3 separate regions of the Homo sapiens genome follow, and regions 2 and 3 are each linked to region 1. Evidence: read pairs that join two places in POLR2A ChIA-PET (ENCODE). Cell type or tissue: CD4-positive, alpha-beta T cell. All regions are shown on one strand.

Region 1 (2,500 bases):
GAAGCCCTCTCAGCCAGTGCTCTGACCCTGCATCAGGGTTGAGAACGTGGGGTCTGGAGTTAGGCAGCCTTGTTTTGTAATCCTAGACCACCACTGACCCACTCTGTCAGACTTGGGGCCAATCTAAGCCTCAGTTTCCTCATCCGTAAAATGGGTCTGTTATTTTGAGAATATTATGAGAACCCATCTCATAGGACTGTTGTGAGAAATAAATGATACCAGTATATGAAAAGTCCTTAGCATGCAGATCCTGACAGATGTTCAGGGCCTAGGAAGACATAGCTGTTATTGCTGCCGCTGCTTTGCCAGGGTACACCCCTCAGCTGCCATTTTCCCATTTTGCCCAACATAAGCAAGACAAGCATAACTGTCACTTCAGCCTAAACAGTCTCTAGCAAGAATATCTGCAGGACTCAGGCCAAAACTGAGGGGATCCTCCATCTTCCAAGGGTGTTCACATTCAAATCCATATCACGGAGGCCCTTGGGTTGACAGGGCCCTTGCCACTCTTTGTTAACTGCAGAAAGCTGTTCAGTAACTGAGGCCTCAGGTTTTCTTTCTCTTGCCTGTGGGAAGTACCAGCAGTGCCCTCCTCTGCATACCCTGCAGGGGCCTGGTTGGTCCCTTTGGAGAGAAAGGGCCTAGGGTGGGGACCTCAGACCCTTCTCTAATAGATGTTTTTCTACTGCTGTGTCCTGCCAAGAGGGAGACACCTGCCCCCCTCCCCACCGCCAGCTCTCCTCCCCTGGGTGGGGTTTTGCTGCCGTTGTCTGAGAAGACATCCTAGATAAGCCCACATCCTCCAAGCTGAGCTGAAATGACAAGAAGCCTATTGCTGTAAAACTGAGCTGCTTTTTAGCTCAGGCCAGGATAGCACTTTCTAACCATCAGAACTGCCTGGGAATAAAATAGGGGGTGAGTTCCTTGCCATGGGAGGTGTGCAGGAGTACTGTGGGGACATCAAGGAGAGGATTCAGGCATCAGGTGCCAGCTGGCATGCAGCCTCGCCTCCCTGGAGCTGTGATTCCTGGCCATCAGCGGGGACCACACCGGCCAGCTGTAGGGCTTCTGCAGGGGTGCAGGTGAGGGCACAGGATACATGCGCTGCCTAACCTGAGGGTGGCGCTGCTGTTCAGTGTCTCCACCAGCAACTTGAAGTGATCCCAGGCTATGAGGAGCTGCTGGCTGACATTGTCAACATCTGTGTGGATTACTACGAGAACAAGATGTACCTGACTCCCAGTGAGAAACATATGCTCCTCAAGGTAAAACTCCCCTGAGGCCGCACCCATGGAGCCTGGGCTTACCCTCTCACCTTCTTCTTATTAAAAATCCGTTTTAAAAAACAATGTTTCTTTTTTCTTAAACATTGATACAGATCTTACGGCACATAATGGTTTGTAACCTGTTCCTTTCCTGTAATATAATATACCGTAGTCACCTTTCCAGATGTCATTAAGGCTATTTCTACAATGTTATGTGTAATGACTGCCAAGTATTCTGTTGTATTGGAACATTGTCATGTAACATATCCCCTGTGGTTGGATATTTGTTTGCTAAACTTCATTGAACACCCTTGTAGCAGTTTTTGTGCACATCTTTTTGTCAAGGCAAACTTCCTAGAAGAGAAATTGCTGGCTCAAAGGGAAAAACAGAATAAATCTTTTTTTTTATTTCAATAGTTTTTGGGGAAGCAGGTGGCTTTTTGTTGCATGGAAAAGTTCTTTGCTGGTAATTTCTGAGATTTTGGTGCACCCGTTACCCAAGCAGTGTATGCTGTACTCAAAGTGTAGTCTCTCACCCACCTCCCTGCCTTTTCCCCAATTCTCCAAAGTCTATTATATCATTCTTATGCCTGGGCACCCTCGTAGCTTAGCTCCCACTTATAAATGAGAACATACAATATTTTGTTTTTCATTCCTGCTGTTACTTAGAATAATGGCCTCCAACTCCATCCAGGTTGCTGTGAATGCCATTATTTTGTTCCTTTTTATGGCTTAGTAGTATTTCATGATGTATATATATAACACATTTTCTTTATCTGCTTGTTGGTTGACGGGCATTTAGGTTGATTCCATATTTTTGCAATTGTGAATTGTGCTGCTATAAACATGTGTGCAAGTGTCTTTTTCATACAATAACTTCTCTTCCTCTGGGTAGACACCCGGTAGTAGGATTGCTGGATCAAATGGTAATTCTACTTTTAGTTCTTTAAAGAACCTCCATACTAGAAAACAAAATAAATCTTCAAGCTTTTGCTACATTTTGCCAAAGTGATCACAATTGTTTCATCAGTTCACACGTTTCATTCCAGAATTGTCATATGTATTGTTTTGGAAAATCTGGAATATACAGCAAAGCATAAAAAAATTTAAATCTCTCACAATCTCTTCACCAAGAGTTAACACTTTTAGCATTTTCTTTTCCAAGGTGGAGTCTCATTCTGTCTCCCAGGCTGGAGTGCAGTGGCACAATCATGGTTCACTGCAGCCTCTAACTC
Region 2 (2,500 bases), 81 kb before region 1:
CCCCTACAGAAAGGTACTATCATAATTTGAGGGCCCTGCTCTGACCTTTCTCTTCACAGCTATTAACCAATGAGTTGACCTGCAGTGGGATGAATGCCATAGCTCTGTTTCTTCTTCAAACATCCTTGAACACTATTCCTCCCTCCATAAGCTCTTAGAGCAAAAGCCTCAGGCCATCCACTCTTGTCCATAGCACCCCATTTACACATCCTCACAAGCTCCACAAATATCTAGATTTCAAATTCCAATCTGCAGCCGGGCACAGTGGCTCATTCCTGTACTCCCAGCACTTTGGGAGGCCGAGGCAGGAGGGTCACTTGAGCCCAGGAGTTTGAGACCAGTCTGGGCAACATAGTGAGACCCTGTCTCTCTTAAAAAAAAAAATCCGATCTGGGCTCAGCTGAGATGACATACTACATCAAAATGACGAGACTCTTTTTTCAGCTCCAGTATTTTTATGCCACTAAATGCTTCAATGTACTCAGAGAACTTGTGACTTCCTAACACTAAACCACATTCTAGTGAGGAACTTAATATTTCCCTACATTTACTCTCACAAAGTCTGCTAACCCATAGCAGGCGTGCCCATCCTGAACTCTGGCGACTATGCGCTTTGTGGTCTTTTCTTCATGTCCTCAATATGGACATGAAGAAAGGGACTGAGGAACAGAGACATCAGCAATAGAGCCTACAGGAGAAGGAAGGGAGACAGGTGCTAGAGTAGAGAGAGTCTTAGGGCTAATTCAAGTGGTAGATTGGCCAGGTCCATTTCTCCATCTGGGCCTCAGTTTCCTCATCCTAAATGAAAAAGTGTATTAAGTGATCTGTTAGAGGAATTCCAGCTCCAATAACCTATGATTCCGTAGATCTAGATAAACCCACAAATCATATTAGTAAAGCACAAACTGAAAGATTTCATGTTGACTGCATCTCCTTTGCCAAGGGCATGATGCATCCAGCAGAGAGGCTGCTGCATATAACATAGTGCAGATAGAGAAACCAGCAGACTTTTGTGAAAATCACGTGGCTGCTTGGAATTCACTGTGGTCAGAATTTACCTCATAGAATGAGCAATGTGATGAATTCCAAGCACTGATGTCTTTGTGTCATGTTCAGCGCTGTAACTCTAACTCATAAAGAAAGTCTACCAGAGGAAGGCAGACTGTCTCCCCAGACACCCCGATGAAAGGAGGCATTTTACCTCCTTTTTTATGTCTTTGCTTGGTTTTGTTGTCTCTCTTCCCCAGCGACCACTTTGGGAACCTGAAGAAACTGTGGTCATTGCCTTATATGACTACCAAACCAATGATCCTCAGGAACTCGCACTGCGGCGCAACGAAGAGTACTGCCTGCTGGACAGTTCTGAGATTCACTGGTGGAGAGTCCAGGACAGGAATGGGTAAGTCATCTTTGTGGCTGCTGTCCCCGTGTTTGAGGTGTGGTGCGAACAAATAAAATACCAGGATGATTTGTCCTATCTCCCACAGTGTAACCACAGCACTGAGGTGGGAGAAGAGAGCAGAGGCAGAAGGAAGAGGGAGGAAGAGGAAGTAGTTGAGGCTCATTTTTCCTCTTCTCAGAAGTGGCTCTGAGGCAGTCACTTGCTATGCTTGTTCCCTGCACCCCATCTCAGGCACTCCAGACCCAAACTCATCTAAAAAACCCCCTGGATTTTTCCACTGACATCTACAATTTGGGAGCTTGGCAATTTGTTCTGCAAAGTGCTATTGTTCCTGAGTGTTAAGTGAGGCTGAAGGTACATCCCATTAGGAAGTGCTTATTTTTGGTGAAAAGAAAATGTGTGTATAGAGATGGTACAGATTGATAGTTATGTTAGGACGCATCAGAAAGAAGACACTAAAGATTTAGTTACAATCGCAGTCATTGAACTAGCCATCCACATGACTCAGGGAGAAAATAAGGTTGTACAAATACTACTTTCCCACTATGCAACTTTTGAATGAAAAAAATACCAAGCATGAGATTCACACTGCCTTTTAAGGTTTTTTTTTCCTCTTAATATATCCGATGTATTAACCCATGCTCTGGAATATTTTCCAGAATCTGAGTTCAATAGTTGCATCAATCCAGCCATAAATGTACTCTAAATTGCAAATTCCCTTGTTGAACACTTAGGTTATCTCCAATATTTTGCAAATATTAACAACACTGCAACGAACATCTTTGTATATTAATATTAGGGGTTTAAATGTTTTCAAGGTATGAGGTTATTATTAATTTTAAAGTATAAAAAAGAAAACTGTCCTTGCAACATATAGATCATTTATGTCAACATTTTACTTAACTAACAGTAGAGAGAAATATACATAAAAAATAAGCCACCCTCCATTTGCCCCCACATCAAGTCCAAAAGTAATCACTATTTGGCCGGGTGCACTGGCTCACGCCTGTAATCCCAGCAGTTTGGGAGGCCAAGGTGAGTGCATCACTTGAGGCCAGGAGTTTGAGACCAGCCTGGCCAACATGGTGAAACCCTGTC
Region 3 (2,500 bases), 89 kb before region 1:
AACTAATGCAAGGCAGAGCCAGACGCAAGCCTAGATGTGCTGATGCCTAAATGTAACATGAACTACCCCAGTAAATAGCACAGTGCATTTATGCGCTCAGATCAACCCATGCTTCTGAGTGGTCTGGGCAATACTCATTCAGGCTCACTCAGCCAGGTCTAATCTCGAGGTGTTATAAAATTGGTAGCCCTTGATAGACTGACCTGGAAATAACTCTTCTGTTGGTGCCAACCTGTTTCAGAAACGAGGAATAATAACAGTTTGGTGCCTAAATATCATCCTAATTTCTGGATGGATGGGAAGTGGAGGTGCTGTTCTCAGCTGGAGAAGCTTGCAACAGGCTGTGCCCAATATGATCCAACCAAGAATGGTAAGAGACTGGGAATTCCCTCTAGTTTTTGTGAAATGACCATAAAAAAGTAAAAGCTTTTGGCCTTTAATCATTGAGGGTGTCAGGAACAGAATGCAAAATTCTACATTTTCAGAATTTTCCAAGAGGAATCATCTGTCTTTCCTACCAGCCTGTTGGTGCTTCCATCTCAAAGCTGATGTCTACAGCTCCTAACCACTTGAAGTGTGCTCTTTGGACCAGCAGCATCAACATCTCCTAGGAGTTAGTTAGAAATGCAAATGATCTGGCCCCACTCATGACCTACTAGATCAGAATTTTCATTTTAACAAGATCCCAGGAGACTTATGTGCACAGTACAGTTTGAGGAGCCCTGCTATAACCTGCATTTGAATGGCATGGTCTATTTAAATCTTAATTAAAGAGGCAGCCTTAAGAGATATAAAATATTTATGTCTTACAGTGACATCATGTCACACATAAATTTAATTACACAAATTCAACTCTATACCCTTAAAGGTGAGAGGAATTTTTTTTCTTTTACATTTTACTCTGTGATTTCTCCTTGCCTCCTCTTCAAACTTGCCCTTGACCTCCACAGTCTCAGAGAGGAGAAGGCCGCAGTCTAAATGCAAAGTGAAAACAAAAAAAGCTGTTTTTTTGCCTTTGACAGTAAAGGCTCAGGTCCAGGGGATTGGGCTGCAACTGGATTTTATTGATGACTTTGGAACCTTAACCTCCAGTCGAGTACAACTCCACTCGAATGCATTTCACATTTATTATGCTCTTGTTCCTCTCAACCATCTGGGGTACATGGCGTGATGTTAAGGGAATGGGCTGCCTTGAGCAATTCAGTATGCTCCGGGTCACACCGCTGGAAGTGCTCTGCAAATCCATTGTCGAATAGGAATAATGGCCCATGTGGATTGTTTTCCTTCCATTTTCCTCTCTTCTCAACCTCTTTTGCCATAGTTTCCCTTTCTCATTTATTCTTTTGTGCGCTAAAACTTAATACTGAAAATTGGCAACCCAAGGCGGATGTAACACATGGCTAGGTTTTCTGTGGCTTCCTGATTCATAGGCCCTCTCATTGCCACTTTAAAAACCACCACTTTTCACCCTGCACCTTGGGGAAAAAAGCTCTTAGACATAATCGATCCCTGGGCCCAGAAGAACAATACTTAACAAGTTTTAGAAATTGGTAACTATTCAAGTGATCCTACACATTAGTCCTGTTTACCATATTCATGCGGGCCAATATTTAATAAAAATGAAATGGAAAGTTTTCTCTGGATAGGATCCACCATAATAACAGAACGGCATGGGCTTACCTCTGTGAGTGAAAGCCCTTTCCAAAGTCAGTGATCTGGTCTCCAAATTTCTGCCAATGCCTTGCTGTGGGCCCTCAGATGAGTCACGTGGCCATCAAGGGCCCCAATGTCCTCATCTCAAAAATGGCAGGGAGTTCTGAGGGGCTTAGGATGAAATAATACCTAAGCCCTTTTCCAATTCTGAAATTCTTTGACTTGGTATTTCCATTTTGTAATTTTCACCATGCATGCTGCAGCTATTCCTCTTCGGGGCGCAAGTATTTCCCTCCTCCAAGTGATACACATGTGACTGAGGTGCTAGGGACATCTGAATGACTCACCAGAATGCCAGTGGGGGAGGACTGGTCATGCTGAGCTGTTCCCCATGTGAAACCAGGGCCTGAGCACTCTTGGGGTCCTGCTGTGGTTGTCATGCAGTCACTGTGCTAATGGTTTTGCTTTTGCATTGCAACCCATTGCCATATCCTCCTCTGAGCATCTCCTCACTCTACCCTCTTCTGATTTGGTTAAATAACTTCATGGATCTGAGTTTTGCACAGTTGAGAGCAGAGTTTTCAAGAAGCACACTGCACTGTGAACGCAGCTTATGGTCATCACCCTGGATGAAGGCTCACAGGATTCCTGGTACCGAGCACATTGGCAGTGCGGGTCTATGAGCACTGGGCTTTGGATAATCCCTCTGAGCCTCTAAGAGCATTTTCTCACCTGCAATATGGGGATAATGATAATAGATAGCTATGTGTAAGGCTGGGAGATTCAATGGTGTTGTGGAAAGCAGTACAGCTGCCAACATTTACAGAGTTCTTGATAAATGGTAATT

What was found. ChIA-PET counts read pairs that join two places held together with the same protein. Peaks named below come from ENCODE experiments on the same cell type or tissue, not always from the same donor. Only the 100,000 strongest peaks of a DNase experiment are listed, where the experiment ranks them.
Region 2: POLR2A ChIA-PET joins it to region 1 with 5 read pairs; 2 of 35 experiments call an interaction of 5 or more read pairs at or near these places.
Region 3: POLR2A ChIA-PET joins it to region 1 with 6 read pairs; 4 of 35 experiments call an interaction of 5 or more read pairs at or near these places.

What each region holds. Positions count from the first base shown.
Region 1 is chr5:157,303,102-157,305,601 of GRCh38, forward strand. It overlaps CYFIP2 (cytoplasmic FMR1 interacting protein 2), which reads left to right. Exons shown (of 31, transcript NM_001037333.3): 8 at 1,137-1,265. Among named protein-coding and RNA genes, the nearest start is that of CYFIP2, 38 kb to the left of the region's middle. In CD4-positive, alpha-beta T cell, a CTCF peak has its summit at 1,048; DNase peaks (open chromatin) are centred at 770 and 1,130; H3K4me3 peaks cover 1,872 bases; H3K27ac peaks cover 2,281 bases.
Region 2 is chr5:157,221,616-157,224,115 of GRCh38, forward strand. It overlaps ITK (IL2 inducible T cell kinase), which reads left to right. Exons shown (of 17, transcript NM_005546.4): 6 at 1,248-1,399. Among named protein-coding and RNA genes, the nearest start is that of ITK, 42 kb to the left of the region's middle. RefSeq lists an enhancer at 1,063-1,122. In CD4-positive, alpha-beta T cell, no CTCF peak of the experiment used is centred here; a DNase peak (open chromatin) is centred at 1,056; H3K4me3 peaks cover 457 bases; H3K27ac peaks cover 1,854 bases.
Region 3 is chr5:157,213,950-157,216,449 of GRCh38, forward strand. It overlaps ITK (IL2 inducible T cell kinase), which reads left to right. Exons shown (of 17, transcript NM_005546.4): 4 at 242-370. Among named protein-coding and RNA genes, the nearest start is that of ITK, 34 kb to the left of the region's middle. In CD4-positive, alpha-beta T cell, no CTCF peak of the experiment used is centred here; a DNase peak (open chromatin) is centred at 1,422; H3K4me3 peaks cover 553 bases; H3K27ac peaks cover 2,500 bases.